Regions from separate parts of the Homo sapiens genome. Here region 2 is linked to region 1. The links are chromatin loops, found by intact Hi-C in ENCODE. Cell type or tissue: Caco-2. All regions are shown on one strand. Links, peaks and the distances in the headings refer to the core of each region. The heading gives the core; the rest is flanking DNA.

Region 1 (8,237 bases), core at 1,505-6,504:
AAGAAATTATGGGCTGGGCGCGGTGGCTCACGCCTGTAATCCCAGCACTTTGGGAGGCTAAGGCGGGCGGATCACTTGAGGTCAGGAGATAGAGACCATCCTGGCGAACACGGTGAAACCCCGTCTCTACTAAAAATACAAAAAAATTAGCCGGGCGTGGTGGCAGGCGCCTGTAGTCCCAGCTACTCTGGAGGCTGAGGCAGGAGAATGGCGTGAACCCGGGGGGCGGAGCTTGCAGTGAGCCGACATCAAGCCACTGCACTCAGGCCTGGGCAACAGAGCCAGACTACGTCTCAAAAAAAAAAAAAAAAAAAAAAAAAAAAGGAAATTATGTATTTACTGGGTTATTTTTAGGGATCTGTAATCTGTAGGATAGTGAGTGAGTTTAATGGGTAGAATCCTGATATAGTTTGGACATTTGTCCCTGCCAAATCTCATGTTGAAATGTAATCCCCAGTGTTGGAGTTGGGGTCTGGTGGGAGGTGATTGGATCATGGCGGTGGATTTCTCATGAATGGTTTAGCACCATTCCCTTGGTGCTGTCTTCGCAATGGTGAATGATTCCTCACCACATCTGGTTGTTTAAAAGTGTGTAGCACCTTCTTGCTTTCGCTGTCTTGCTCCTGCTCTTGCCATGGGATGTGCCTGCCTCTGCTTCGCCCTCAGCCATGAATAAAAGTTCCTTGAGGCCTTCCCAGTAGCCTAGCAGATTCTGGCACCATGCTTGTAAAGCTTACAGAACTGTGAGCCAATTAAACCTCTTTTCTGTATAAATTACCCAGTCTCAGGTATTCCTTTATAGCAGTGCAAGAATGATCTAAACCAAATATAGACTGGAGGGTTAGAATAGATAGGTTCTATATTAAATATTTGCTATATGGAGATATCTTGGGTCATTCAGTATCACTTATTTTTAAGTAAGTCTTTTCTATCTTCACAATCTCGTTATCTGTTTAGTAATAAAGCAAACTATCAAGGCGAATAGTACTTCTCTTTCTAAAAGTCAACTCTGTTTTGAATCTGGGTCTTTCAGTATTGCCACTGCTTTTCTTTGGAGGATTCTTTGCATTGTAGAAGTGGAATAAACAAAATCAAGGAGATCAAGGAACGTCCTGGAGAGTTAGAGTTTTGAAGAAGAAAGTCCTGGAGAATACTTAGTGGAAAGAGGAAGGTAGTCTTATCTGTATTGATAATTCACCTTGTTGTATAATTTATTAGCAAATAATTTTAAGCAGGGCATCTCTTCTGTGTTTGTGTAATACTGATACAAGTGGTATTTTTTTCTTACTTGTATGGCTATTGGAAAATTTTTAAAACAGGGATGAAGAACCTGTCACTAACATGTGCCACTGATTTAATTTCATCAGATTTGTGTACTGTTGTTCTGGACAAAAATGATTAAGGTTGTTTTTTTTTTTTTTTTTTTTTTAAACAGGTCTTTTTGAAAGCCTCTTACATGCTAAGTGTGCTTTCCTAAGCATTCTGGAGCTAAAGATAAATAAAACATTGTTTTTTTGTTTAAGGAGTCACAGTCTAGTGATGAAGGCAGATACACAAATTCTTTGCATAGGTTATTTTGGGAGTAGAAGAGGAAAAAGGTATGCTTCCCTGACCTCAGTTGTAAACCCTTTGCAGAGTTTGTGTCAGAGAGGGGCACAACATGAGCAAACTCCTCTTAGAAAAATAGCATGTGGTGGTTTAATGGCAGGTAGTTCTGTATATTGTTTGCTTTCATAATTTCAGTGTGACTTAGGAAGAATTAAAGGAGTTGAAAAGATGTAAACATTAGTTAATTAAAATTTCATTAGTCCTGTTTCTTAAAACTTTGCTTTTTTTTCTTAGTGCAACTATGTTGGATATATCTGCTTTTCCTCTGAGCAAGTATTTTTTTCCCAGATGAATCCATCTTGATTTGTGTGGACCATTTTGTGTGTGAATATTCATTCTTACAATATCTTTTGTACTTACTTATTTCAGTATTCATTTTGTAATGGACTTGTATATTGCTTCTTATATTTGACTTTGAAATGGCGTACATCAGTAGAATCTTGCATTTTTTTCTGGTAATTGAATAGTATTTAGTAGATATATATTCTAAGCATGATAGTCGCTGTTAGCTTATCCTTTTTTTCAAATGAAGCTTTTATTTCTGTTATCACTTGTAAATTTGTTGTTGAAAGTTACACTTTTGTGAAAGTATACTATTGTGAGAAGTTTTAATCTGAAAAATATTTGGTGCTTTTTTTCTTATGAGCTATTATTATTTCCAGATTGATGGGCAGAAATGCAAAAATAAAAAATAATTTCAGATAAAAATATTCCAAACCATTGCTTTGAAATAAAGAGAAACTTTCTCCAGGTTTTTTTAACTTAAGAAATAATTCTAGGAGGCACTTAAGCCAAACATGAAATAATGATTCTATGATATTATAATGGAGTTATAAATTATAAATAGAAGAAAAATAATACTTTTCAGAATTTTTTTCCAGTTTTAACTACAGCTCTAACTTGGATGATACTATTCAAACTCATATTTTAAAGAACAAAGGTAATTTGCAAAATTTCTTTTAAAATTTACCTACTTAAATGAGAAATAGGCATCAGGATCAACATTTTACACATTTGTTTTCATATGACCAAGTGGTGACCAAAATTCCATTAACTCAACTATGTGTCTTTGACCCTCTGAGAGGGCTTAGTCCTCATGAAAATGTATTTGTATTACTCTTGAAGTTTACTTTTTTTTTTCTGAAAGACCATTTAAATGAACATTTAGCATTACTTATAATTCTCATCTTACAAACACTTGTATTAATGCACCATATATATTATGGAGTTAGTACAGTGAGAGAAGCAGCTTAATAGAATGATTACCAGAATAAAAGTATAAGAATTGAGAATCCTTTCTCAGCCATCAACAAATTGTGTGACCTTAGAATGGCAAATGAATTGTTTAGTCATTGGACTTCAATGTCCTCAGATCTAAAATATCAGGATTTTATTTAGTAAGTTTTAAGGAATCTTTTTTCTAAAAAGATTATGGTTTCATTTAAAATATGGTCAAAATCCTATGTAGAACCAAAAATAATACTTTAAAATATTTTATGTCTGCAGAGATACATATTTGAGTACAAGTAGTTTAAAACCAACAGCTGCTTTTGCAAGAAATAATCCATCAGTTTAATATCCCTTCCTTTATGGAATTCAAAGCTTATGCCCCCCTACTTCACAGCAGAACAGCTGGAAAAAAAAATAAATAAATAAAAGATTCAGTCAGTCAACTGTTTTATTTGCATAATGACAACTAATTGTTTTTCAGTTATTTTCTTCTCTGAATTTGCTAATCAATTACTATAGCCAAAACCAAGGTTTTTAGAAAACAAGTTAACTACTTAAAAGTTTGGAAACTAAATTTTCTTTTTGTAACAGAGGATCTAGGAAAATAATGATGTGTATCAAAACATGCCATGTGGGGAGTATCTGTCCCATAGGTTTATTAACTGATGAAGGTGATCCTTATTATTTTATTTACTTCATAAATCTATTTGATCATGCTTGATTCTTTACCCTATAACTTCTTAATGTCTGGTTAATACGGTCCTAAAATACTCCTTCTAATAAACTAGTTTTAATAGCAGCTACTGCTGTATTAATCTAATGTCTAATCTTATTTAATTCATATTTTTAAAAATGGTTTTAAAAATTTCCCTTTATGTCAGATGCCATTAGCAATTGTGTGTATATGTTAAATATACACACAATTAAATGTTAGTAGCAGTTCATAATTTTGCCACATGATGTCCCTAAATACATATTTTGAATGTAGCAGTTCATAATTTTGCCACATGATGTCCCTAAATACGTATTTTTAATGTGGCTTTAAAAGGAAATTTAATGTTACGTTGATTTGTAGCTCCTCTTTGTCTTACCTTTCTTTTTTTTTTAGAATCAGAAAAATCTCTGTGAAATGCTCTACTTAGTCTTCTTCAGCCTATCATGCCCTTATCTCTGCTTCCTGTTTAATATTTAGTAGACAATTTTTTATGCTGTAGCAGTGTAATTAAGTGAATGGACTCATGAATAAGGAGACAGAAGATGTAGAATGATGGTTTCACTATGGCGAATTTATTTTATGCTTTTAACTACTTTAAAATTCAGTGTTTCTTCCAGGCCTTTTAGGTAAAATCAAACATAGTATCTGCCCTTACTAGTTAATATCTGATATATCATCAATCCCAGAGCATTTCTTCCTCTTTCCAAGACCTGGTAGTACCTTACCTCCAAGAATGGTTCACTTTCCTGTGAAGCTTCAAAACAGAAGGACAATAATTAAAAACCTTAGTATCCCCAAATAATTAGAAACTTTAAATCACCAGAATATTAATAACTCCTTGGATTTTCATGCTCCTTAAGTGACAGTATTTGGTTAGAGATGTATTAATGACATGCGGGTCCTTATTTGTCTCATATATAGCAAGTAACATTTGAGCTATAAGAATGGCCTGCATATGAAATTTTATGTACACAATAGTTCATATTTTAAGAAAATAATTTGGGTAACTAAATAAATTTAGTTTGCCTATACATTGCTTTGATTCAGTAAATATAATCTTTGTACTACACTAATAATATTATCAGCTCTACTATAATTATGTTTATAACTTTGGATTAAAAAGTATATAAGAGTACAATCATCAGAAAACATCAATCTCTTAAACAGTTGTATTGCCTGATAATTTGGTTTTTGTACTTTGTTACTATTCTTGTGTGTTTAAACAGTATACCTTGATTTCTGTACACAAATTCAAGGGATTGGCACTTATTTAAATAAAATGTAAACCATGATATAAAACTCCACCTTTTTATAGAGTAGATAAATCTTTGTTGACCTATGCTTTACTTTTTCTTTTGTGCAATTTGATTGTCCTTCCATTATATAGTCTAAGGATGTTTTTATTAGAGTTACTTTTTTTCTTTGTACTTTTCTTTAATCCTGTTTTGTATATGGATTTTTGTAAGACCGAAGCCCATTTACTTAATTTTTTTCTTGTTAACTTTGTTTCAACAATACATAGTTCCAGTCTGCTTGTTTACTGGCCAGATTATGGGGTAAATGAATATCCACAAAATTTGCAGCATATGTGCCATGTATGTGGACGGCTTTTTTTTTCCTGCTGCTGCCCAGTTAATTTTTGGTCCAAGGGTGACCAAATCTGTAGTTACGAATTTATGAAAGTATTGGATAATTTGGGGCACAGAAGTTATAAGGTTCCAGGTGAGCCATTATCAATCTTTGGAAAACAGGTTAAGATTCTGTTCTGCACTATAAATAATTCAAGCAGTGAAATGCTTGTTAATTTAAAGGCATTTCACCTGTATATATGTGTGTACATGTGTTTCCTTGAGAGAATAAGAATCCCTTAAGGGATTCCTTGGTGTGAACTTAGGTGTGTGTATCAAGTATAGAAATAGTGATTATACCAGAACATTGAAACATTATTTCTTTTCACTTAAGAATTAAAGGGAAAGAGGCAATACTAAGCAAAAATATGATTGCTTTCACTGTGAAGGCACTCACTTAGTTTCGGAGAGGGATTTACAAATGAGATAGTAATGATTTTCTCTATTTCTTAATATTTTCCCTATTTTACTTAGTAGATTTAAGATTTTTAAGTTATTGTATTGAAATACATATATGTATGTGTGACTCTTCTATTTCTCACTAATATACTAGTGTTCTAAAACTCACTTTTATTGATTTTTTTATATCTTTACATTTTATTTTCTTATTTATGTATTTTTTTATTGTGATTTATGCTCCAGGCAGGGTGTTGCTACATTAGCTAATGTGGCTTGGGAGAAGGATGGACAGGGTTTTCATCAATCCTCTGAGGCCTTGGAAAGCAGCTTGATGATATCAGATGCTCTCATTTGAATTGATATATTGGAGAATGATTTCATTGCCTTTAGATTTAATCAGAATTTTTCTGTAATGATTTTTAATTTTAGTTTTTTTATTCTGAAATTATTTATAATGAGTTTTCTATGACAAAAACTTGTATAATCAACTCCCAAGTATTTAGATAGGAGGCATGAAAAATGGAAAGGAAATAATCTGAATATAGTTAGCTTACTTGTTTATCCTAGAATGCTCTTTAAATATATAGTATATTGATTCTAGAAATTTACACAAATTCAATACAAAACCCAGCTTAGGAAAAGTTGGAAAGATGTTCAGTTTCTCCTCCACTCAATTTCTTAACCTGCAGAGATGACATTGTTTCATACTGATGCAGTGCACTTACCTAAGTATTACATTAGTCTGCCCTCTGTTTTTTCTTCATGGTTTTTACTGGTAAGGGTAGGTTGTTCACTTTCATTCCTGCCTCATTCCACAAAAGATTTGAGGTGGCTCCTTAAAAATATGTAAAATACAAAAGGATTCAGATTTTAAATTGGAGAAATTGAGACAATTGGAAATTATGATTAGGAAAATAAAGCCAAGCAAAACCAAACAATAGGTTGTTTAGGGATAGATGATTATGAGGTAAAACCATAAAAATGCCAGGGAATTACTAACATTTAAAAGTTACTACTTGGAGGGAGAAATTGGAAAGGATTCAAAGGGACTTCTGAGGTACTGGTAATTTCCTATTTCTAAACCTGGGTGGTGAGTACATGTTTTCATTTTTTTAATTATGTAAGGCATACACATCTATATTGTATATATTTCTCTGTTTCTATATTTCATTATTAAATTGGGAAAAAATGAAAGCCAGCCAAGGGTGAGAACTTGTGTTATTTTGTCAAAATTGGAATAAGAGTCTTTCTACTCTAGAGAGTCTCAAATTAATATAACTCAAGGTAAAATAGGAAAGTTACATAGTATCAAGGCTAAATAATTTTATTATACTCAGACTATATTTGGAATGTTTTGGTTGCTTTTGGGCACCACAATTTAATTCAACCTTGACAACTTGGGTGAGCTTGGAAACGCCATAATATGTAATAGGACAGTGAACAACTGAAATATTTGGAGCTGTTTAGTGTGTAAATACTAATACAGAGGAAATGTGATTGCAGTTTTCAAATGTTTGAAGTGCTCGCACGTGGAAAAAAGACTTTAGTCTTTATCTTTGGAGCTCTAGGAAGTGGACTTAAGTCTAAAAGAGCAAAGTTTTAAGGAGGTAGATTATGGCTTAATATAAGTCAGAACTATCTAAGCCTTTCAGCTGCTAAAAATTCTCTCAGTACAAAACAACAAACAAAAATAATTTTTTAACATTTATTTTAAATCCATGAAATATATGGGGGAAGGAAAGAGTCTTTACTAGACTATTGTAACTCAGAATTATGTTCCCTAATACCACTTGGAATATAATGGCCTTGCCATTTTCAAGCCCTCTGAGAAATTTACTTTTTAATTTACTTTTTGCAAACTGATTAAGAAAGTTTGATTTGGGAATTTTTATTCTCGTAAGAATATCCCTTTTGCTTACTATTCATTCCTTTAGGCTTCTCATGTTTAGTTTATTAACTGGCAGATGGCTGATTGTTAAATCTTGTTAAAATGTGTTCCTTCAACAAATACTTACCTAAGGCTGTTTTGTGTAAAGTTATGAGGATCACTGTAGTGAATTAGACACAGTTGCTGCTTTCATAGACCTTACATTCTATTGAGACCAATATTCAGTTAGAGTTCTGATAAATGCTCTGAAGTAGTACGGGGTGTTATGAGAACATACAATTGGATGACCTGACCTAAACTGGTATTGGGGTCAGGAAATGGTACATTGCACTTTAGAAAGAATTTCAGGAAAAGGAAATTAAGTACTATGGCATAGCATATAGGCAACACAGGAAAAAAGAGTATGGCATTTCGAGCCAGATTTCCTGGGTTCACATTCTAGCTTCATTACTTACTTGGGAAAGTTACTTAACTTCTCTGTCCTTCAGTTTCATCATTTGTAAAATAGGAATGATGATAACAGTATCTCATAGGGTAATTACATGTATTAAATGAGTTAAAATTATAAAGGGCCCAGAACATTCCCTTTTATATATACTAAGTACCATGTAAATAGTGAAGAATAATTATTCAGAAAACAAATCCAAGATACCAGTTTCCAATCATATGTAATATAAATATTAGAAATAATAATAGTTAAGACTACATGTTAGATTTTGTGCTAAATGCCTTTATATGATGTATTAGTCTCACAGTTCCTTGTGGTAGA
Region 2 (8,237 bases), core at 2,202-7,201, 120 kb after region 1:
CCTGACATTTTCCAACTTGGTTCCATTCTCCCTGTCTCTTTCATGTACCCTAATCAGCGGTAGGTTCGGTCTCTTTACATAATCCCATATTTCTTGAAGGTTTGTTTCATTCTTTTTTCTCTATTGTTGTCTGCCTGTCTTATTTCAGAAAGACAGTCTTCAAGCTCTGAGATCCTTTCCGCCACTTGGTCTATTCTGCTAATGATGCTTGTGATTGCATTGTGAACTTCTCATGTTGTGTTTCTCCTGTCTATCAGGTTGATTATGTTCCTCTCTAAACTGGCTATTCTGGCTATCAGCTCCTGTATTGTTTCATCATGATTTTTAGCTTCTTTGTATTGGGCTACAACATGCTCCTTTAGCTCAGCAAAGTTTGTTATTACCCACCTTCTGAAGCCTACTTCTGTCAAGTCAGTCATCTCAGTCTCAGCCCAGTTCTGTGCCCTTGCTGAGAGATGTTGCAGTCATTTGGAGGAGAAGAGGGACTCTGGCTTTTTGAGTTTTCAGCATTTTTGCATTAATTCTTTCTCATCTTTGTGGGCTTATCTACCTTTAATCTTTGAGGATGCTGACATTTGAATGAGGCTTTTTGGGGTCTTTTTTGTTGATGTTGTTGTTGTTTTCTTTTTGTTTTTCTTTTCAGGCCGCTCTACCATAGGGCTTCTGCAGTCCTATGGCAGCCAGAAAAAATGGCAGCCACCTCCTTCCTCTGGAAGCTCCATCCCAGGGGGTACTGACCTGTTGTGAGCCTGCACACACCTGTAGGAGGTGGCTAGAGACCCCCATGGAAGGTCTCACCCTGTCTTGAGGAATGGGATCAGGGATGCACCCAAAGAAGCAGTCTAGCTGCTTTTTGGTGGAGCAGGTGTGCTGTATTTGGGGGGGACTCTTCCTTATCCATCCGCCTGTATTCTCCAAAGCCAGCAGTTTGGAACAGCTGAATAGACTGAACTGCAGAGCTGGCAGTTGGCCCTCCCCTTGGGAGCTCTGACACAGGAGAGATCAAAGCTGTCCATAGAACCTTGGCTGGAGTGGCCAAAGCCCCTGCAGGGAGGTGCCTCCCAGTGAGAAGGAATGGATCAGGGTCCTACTTAAAGAACTAGTCTGGCCACTATTTGGAAATTGTGGGGGACCCTTCCTTGTCTGGATCTTCTGTATTCTCCACAGCTGGCAGGCTGGAACAACTGAGTCTACCAACCACAGAGATGGTGGCCATCCCCCTACCTTGCCAAACGCAGACAGTCTCAGGCAGACTCCAATCCACTGCTGTTGGCTGGCTGGGATTTCAAGCCAATGGGTCTTGTGAAGTGTGTAGAAGTGGGGCCCACAGAACCTCACTGCCTATCTCCCTGGATTCAGCTCCCTTTCTAGGGATATGTACAGACATATTTCCCACCTTGCCAGGGATCCTGGGGCTGGAGTATATAAAACTTTTGGGTTGGCCAGGCACGGTAGCTCACACCTGTAATCCTAGCACTTTGGGAGGCCAAAGCGGGCAGATCATGAATTCAGGAGATCGAGACCATCTTGGCCAACATGGTGAAATCCCATCTCTACTAAAAATACAAAAAATTAGCCAGCTGTGGTGGTGGGCGCCTGTAATCCCAGCTACTTGGGAGGCTGAGGCAGAAGAATCGCCTGAACCTAGGAGGTGGAGTTTGCAGTGAGCCGAGATGGCGCCATTGCACTCCAGCCCGGGTGACAGAGATAGACTCTGTCTCACAAAAACTAACAAACAAACAAACAAACAAAAAAACCTCTTGGATCTCTGTGTGTGCCTGAGTGACTGCTCTGCCAAGACTCCACACAACTCTGTGTATTGGACCTAAGGTCCTGATGGTATGGGCTCACAAGGGAATCTCTTCATTTGTGGGTTCTAAAGATCCTTGGGAGAAGTGTGGTTTTCTGGGCAGGGTTGCATAATCACTCACTGCTTCCTTTGGTTGGGTGGGAATTCCTTTGGCTCCTTGGCACCCATTGGCCCTGTATGCTTTTTTTCGTTCTCTATGGGTTGAGCTGTTTTCCTAGTCAGTCCCAGTGCGAGAACCTGGATGCTTCAGTTGAAGGTGCTGAATTCACCCGTTTTCACTTCTCTCTGTGAGTGCTGCTGACTGCAGCTGCTTCTAACTGGCCATCTTGGATCCCTCCTGGAGTTTGTATTAATTCTTCAATTTATTACTTCAATGCCACCCACTCACCTGAAAAACTAGGCAAAGTCTTCCACTTCTTTGTCATTAGTCAGAAAACTCCTAAAATTATTCATGCATTTTTCTGAAGTTTTCTGGAACATGTGATTACTTTTTCAGGCTTGACTGCATTAGTCACTCATAGGAAAGGTTTATTTTGTTTATCTGGCAGGCAGAATTACCAGGTTGTTTAAGTTGCTCTCTCTCACTTTTTCTTCTCAATGTGAATAATTGAATTTGCTTAGATTGAAAGTATAATGATTCTATTGCTTATGAAATTGTGTTGAAAGTTATAATGTCCTGCATATAGGTAAATGTTGTTATTGTTGATGCTATTATTAAAGAGTCTTCCTCTGGAAAAAGAAATGTGTGTAGAGACCTCAGAAAGGCATCTTTGGGGTTCAGACTTTTAGGATGAGAAAGCGCTTCTACTTTATGTGTAGCTGATATGTAGACAGAAAATGCTATAGAATGGTTGCTTTCCACTAGCCTGAACCAATAAGCATCAGCCCCTGCCCAGAGAGAGGCAGTAACTAGGGCTAGCAGCTAGAGGGAAGAAGTGGTAAGTGGGTGACTATGTCAGTTGGGTCCTCTGGAGAGCAGGCATTGAGATGCCAAGCCAGACTCTGCCTGAGGAGCTGTTCTGATAACTAAGCACCATGGGGCTATTGGGCCTGACCACTTCTTCTCAGTCTAAGTCTTCTGTAAAGAACAATCTTTGCTCTGAAGATCCCTATTGGATTATCTGGACTTCGCCAGGCCTACTTTGTGGTTTGAAGCTCTCCAGCTGAGGCCAGATCCTGGAGACACTGCAGTTAGAGGCACTCTGCATGCTCTACAGATAAGCAACAAGTTCTTTTCTGATAAGAGATGTAAGTGGCACACATTCATAGCTGATGTGCCAGGGTCTCTGCCTAGGACTCGGGTCAATGTCAGGGGTTTGGTGTCTGAGGATAATGCAACATTGACTGGATGGCCACTTTAAATTGGGTGGCCTATAGGGTTAATTAAGATGGGGAATAATGGCCATTTGGTAAGTATTTGGGTTAAAGGAAGGATCCCAGTCTCTAAAACTATGGCTCCAGTTTAGTACTGCATCAGAAATAATTTGTTCTTGAGGTAAATTCACTGCAATGTGGACCCGGAGCTTCTTTACTTCCCACTGACAATGAAAAAAAATTGACCCTGGATACAGAGATGGGGCAGAGACTTTAGGGAGGGGCAACCAAGTTGCCTAACATTTAGAGGGAGGAATATAACAGGTAGAGAGCAGATATATTTAACAAAAAGTTTTCTGCTTGGTTGGAGTGCCTTGGCCAAAAGCATTCTTGTAAAATGCAACTTCATCACTTCCTCTATACTACATGAACTCCCAGGGTCAGCATTCATTTATTGGATCAGCAAGATATTTGAGGCTAGGCCATACTCTGGGACTCTTCTATAACTCCTCAATAATTGCCTTTTATTAAGAGCTAAAGATGTATCAAGCATTTTTCAAATATTATCCATGGTGTTCACAACTGTCATGATCCACTCTGTTATCTTCATCTGACAGAAGAGAGATCAGGTGACTTGTTCAAGATTACATAGAGTATATATATGGTAGAGCTGCAAACCTGGGCTTTTTCTAAGACTGCTCTGGTTTTCTAATAGTTTATGAGTCACGATTTATGGCATATATTAATCAAGTCATTGCAAAAGTAATGAAAGAGGCATTTGATGGCCCTTTATTGTTCTGGGATTTGAACACCCAAGATAACATAATGGAGAAGGAAATGAGGGAAGGGTGTTAAGAGATTGTCATCTTTATATGATACATTTTACAGTTGTCCTGTGATATTTGCCCTTAAACTGCTCTTTAGATAAGAGTAGAATCTATTGTTACTTCTACACCATTATATTTCTCTTCAAGATGTGCCCAAAGGCACATCTTCTTTGGGAGGCACCAAAACTAAAAATAATAAGATGATCTATGTAGCATCTGTTCTCCTTCATATTACACTGGTCTTCAAGTTAAGTTTTGCTCACTGGGTAGCTTTCCCATCACTGCTGTTTGCCCATGCCTGTGCATTTGAGGATCTGCTCCGTGTTCCCGTAGCTCCTCCTAGTGGAAGTTCACAAGTGAATGGACTTCCAGGATTTATATTAAGAATTTGAAAATTATATTCTAGACTATGTTTCTAAATTATGTGAAAACAAGATTGTGTGACCGGAAGTAATACATTTGTTCTGAAAATTGAAAAACATAAATAGGGTATTTTAAAAATCTTTATTCTAATATTCATTACTTGATAAATATTACTGTAAAGATATTTCTCAACAAAAGATGCACCCGCTATAATTTCTAAATTGCAAATAATAAAAGCCAGTGCTCTTAATATCCACATCCTCTTATTTTGCAATATTCTTTAAAATAGGGGCCCTGTTAGTCCTCGTAGCTGCAGTGTCTATCAGCTAACCTGGTTCTTAATAGCGTAGAGAACAAAACCCTTCACCATTGGAGAACTCAAAGAAAATAAACTGTAGTTAGTTCAAAATACCTCTTCACTGTTTCAGCTAGACCTGAAACTTGGGGTAAAAAAGTCACAGTCTGTAAACCCAGGTAGGTGGGAAACAAATTTCCCCATGGACCAAATGTTTGATTTCTTGCTTTGAAAGGGTAACTAATACCCTATGAAAAATGGAGAGTGTCATTGTAAAATGTCACATCTGATTTCATTTAGATAATGACTTTTTATCTTTACTCTTCTAAGTGAATGGCATTCAGAGTTGATTGTTTTAGAAGAACGTCATGCAGAACCAAAGTGTTTTCTCTGTTTATATTTTTATTTTGATTGAACTGAAAATATCTTCTTTGTGGTCATTTAGCTTATCAAACTTCTGTCAAGTTTTGTAGATCTGTTTTTTAAAAATGGACTAATAATTCCACAGGGCTCAGTGGGCAGTGCCTATGTCCCCTTTCCAAGAAAGGGAATACCCTAAGTGAGGGCTGGTATCCAAAAAGTTCCCAACATCTGGGGGCCATTTATCGGGGACCTCATTTGATGGGTCATTACTGAATATTAAATATTTGAATATTACCCTTGTCCTAAACCAGCACACAACACTCATTCCCTCAGTTGCTGAGAGGTTGGTGGTTCAATGCTCTCAACTGAGTCCCTCTCCAGGAAGTTGAAGAGAATAGCCTGGCCTAAAGTTATACCTCACCCGCTTCCCAGTTAGCCTGAGTCTAATGACTGGCCCAAGACAGAATATAAAGACTGGATTCCTTGCCTCAACTTGAGGTTAAGCTGAAGGCCTATCTCAGCCGTGGAACTCCCAGCAGGATCATCTGGGGCCTCTGTGTGACTACAGTGCAGTTCTTCTACCCACTCTGTCCAGTTCTAATTCCTTCCTCCTCCTCAGCTGTTGAGGCCAAGAGCTCTTTTCAATAAACTTCCTCAGTGTATGTTTCCCAAAGAACTCAAACTGTAACATTCACACAGTATAATTTTGGGCAAATATAACAGTAGCATGCATGTGAAGGACTCAGTTGGACACAATAAGGCTTTATAACTACACAAAACAAATCAACTGATGTAGGAAGCTGAAGGTCTGTGGGTCGTGACCAACACAGCATTCTGCTGGAGGCTATATGATCGAACAGCAAACTTTATCATGAATGCAGAATGTGGGCAAACTTGCGACTGCACCTGCTGCCAGAAGGTTTGCTGAGGGCAGTTACTCCCTGGTGTCATGCTCCTTGAGGTTATCTACTGGAATACCTGGAGACTACTGTTCAAAGAATGCAGTCCTGCAGGCCTGCACCCAGTCAAGCAGCTGACCACAACCACCCCCTTCTCCCTATCTCATTTACTCAATAAATATGAAGGGCTATAGAAGCTCAGGGCCCTTGTTCACTAGAAGCAAGGAGCCCCCGACCCCTTCTTCCAAATATACTCTTTTGTCTTTGTCTTTATTCCCAGGTTTGTCCTACTTTGTTCAGTCCAGCAAGGTCCGCGGCAAATTGATAATTCACATGAGAACATTTGTCACCCTGTATCTGAAGCAGGTTGAAGGCAAAGTGAAAGGGAAGCTACTTTTTATTTTGAGACAGAGTCTCACTCTGTCGCCCAGGCTGGAGGGCAGTGACATGATCACAGCTGAGTGCAACCTCCGCCTCCCGGGTTCAAGCATTACTCCTGCCTCAGGCACATGCCACCATGCCCAGCTAATTTTTGTAGTTTTAGTAGGTACGTGGTTTTACCATGTTGCCCAAGCTGGTCTTGAACTCTTGACCTCAGGTGTGCAAAGCTCCCAAAGTGCAAGGAGCTATATTTAATATATACACAACTACTTATTCCCCTCCCAGCTTTACTGAGTTATGATTGACAAAATAAAACTGTATATATCTAATGTGTACAATGTGATGTTTTGATATATGTACATGTTGTAAAATGATTACCACTATCAAGTTAATTGACATATCCATCACCTCACAGAGTTACCTTTTGTTGTGTGGTGAGAACATTTATGATCTACTCTCTTAGCAAATTTGAAGTCTATAATTTGATGTTACTAATTATAGTCACCATGCTGTATATTAGGTCTCCAGAACTTATTCATCCTTTATAAATAAATCTTTGTACACTTTGACCAACATCTCTTCATTTCCCTCTCTGCTCTATGGGTTCCACTTTTTTAGATTCCACATGTGAATGAGATCATGCAGTACTTGTCTTTCTGGGTCTGGTTTATTTCACTCAGGATAATGTCCTCTAGGTTAATTCATGTTGTCACAAATGACAGAATTTTTAAAAAAAATTTTAAAGTCTGAATAATATTCCATTATAAATATACATTACTTTTTCCTTATCCATTTGTCTGTTCATGAGCACTTAGGTTGATTCAATATCTTGGCTATTGTGAACAATGCTGCAATAAACATGGGAGTGCAGATCTCTGTTTGAAATACTGATTTTTTTTCCCTTTGGAAAATATACTCAGAAGTGGAACTGCTGAATCATATGATAGTTCTGTTTTTAATTTTTAAAGAAACCTCCATAGTATTTTCTATAATGGCTGTATCAATTAACATTCTCACTAACAGTGCAAAAGGGTTCCCTTTTCCTTACATCTTCACCAACACTCACTATCTTTTTTCTTTTTGGTAAGAGCTATTTGAACTAGTGTGAGGTGATACCTCATTGTGGTTTTGGTTTTTATTTCCCTGATGATTAGTGATGTTGAACATTGTTTCACCTACTTGGTGGCTGTTTCTGTGTCTTCTTTTGAGAAATACCTATTCAGGTCCTTTGCCCATTTTGAAATCAGCTTATTTGTTTTCTTGCTATTGAGCTGTTTGAGTTCTTTGTTTCAAATATTAACCTCTTTTTGAATATATGCCTTGCAAATATTTTCTCCCATTAAATAGGCTATCTCTTCACTCCATTGATTGTATCTTTATCTGTGCAGAAGGTTTTTATTTTCATACAATCCCATTTGTCTATTTTTGCTTTTGTTTCCTGTGTTTTTGGCGTCATATCCAAAAAGTCATTGCAAAGATCAATGTCAAGAAGGTTTTCCCCTGTTTTCTTCCAGTAATTTAAAAATTTCAGGCCTTATGTTTAAGTCTTTAATCGATTTTTTGGGTTGAATTTTTAACATGGTGTGAGATAAGGTTCAATTTCTCAATAAGGTGAAATATGGTTCAATTTCATTCTTCTGCATGTGGTTATCCAGTGTTCTCTATGCCATTTTTAAAGAGACTATCATTTCCCTTGTGTGCCCTTGGCAACTCTGTCAAGAATTAATTGACTAAAAATAAGTGGAATTATTTCTGGACTATTTTGTTCCATTGGTCTATGTGTCTATATTTATGCCAAAACCATACTGTTTTGATTATTATAGCTTTGTAGCATATTTTGAAATCAGGCGGTGTGATACCTTAAGCTTTGTTCATTTTGCTCAGGATTGCTTGGCTGTTTGGAGTCTTTTCATATTCCGTATGAATTTTAGAATTTTTTTTTGTCTCTGTGAAAAATGTCATTGGGATTGCATTGAATCTGTAGA

What was found. Peaks named below come from ENCODE experiments on the same cell type or tissue, not always from the same donor. Only the 100,000 strongest peaks of a DNase experiment are listed, where the experiment ranks them.
Region 2: a loop joins it to region 1, with 18 times the contacts of the local background. A loop is called at or near these places in 16 of 110 quality-filtered maps.

Annotation. Positions count from the first base shown.
Region 1 is chr4:154,803,408-154,811,644 of GRCh38, forward strand. All of the region lies in intron 4 of RBM46 (RNA binding motif protein 46), which reads left to right. Among named protein-coding and RNA genes, the nearest start is that of RBM46, 26 kb to the left of the region's middle. In Caco-2, for the core only: a CTCF peak has its summit at 3,817; no DNase peak of the experiment used is centred there.
Region 2 is chr4:154,924,557-154,932,793 of GRCh38, forward strand. No RefSeq gene overlaps it. Among named protein-coding and RNA genes, the nearest start is that of RBM46, 150 kb to the left of the region's middle. In Caco-2, for the core only: no CTCF peak of the experiment used is centred there; a DNase peak (open chromatin) is centred at 4,265.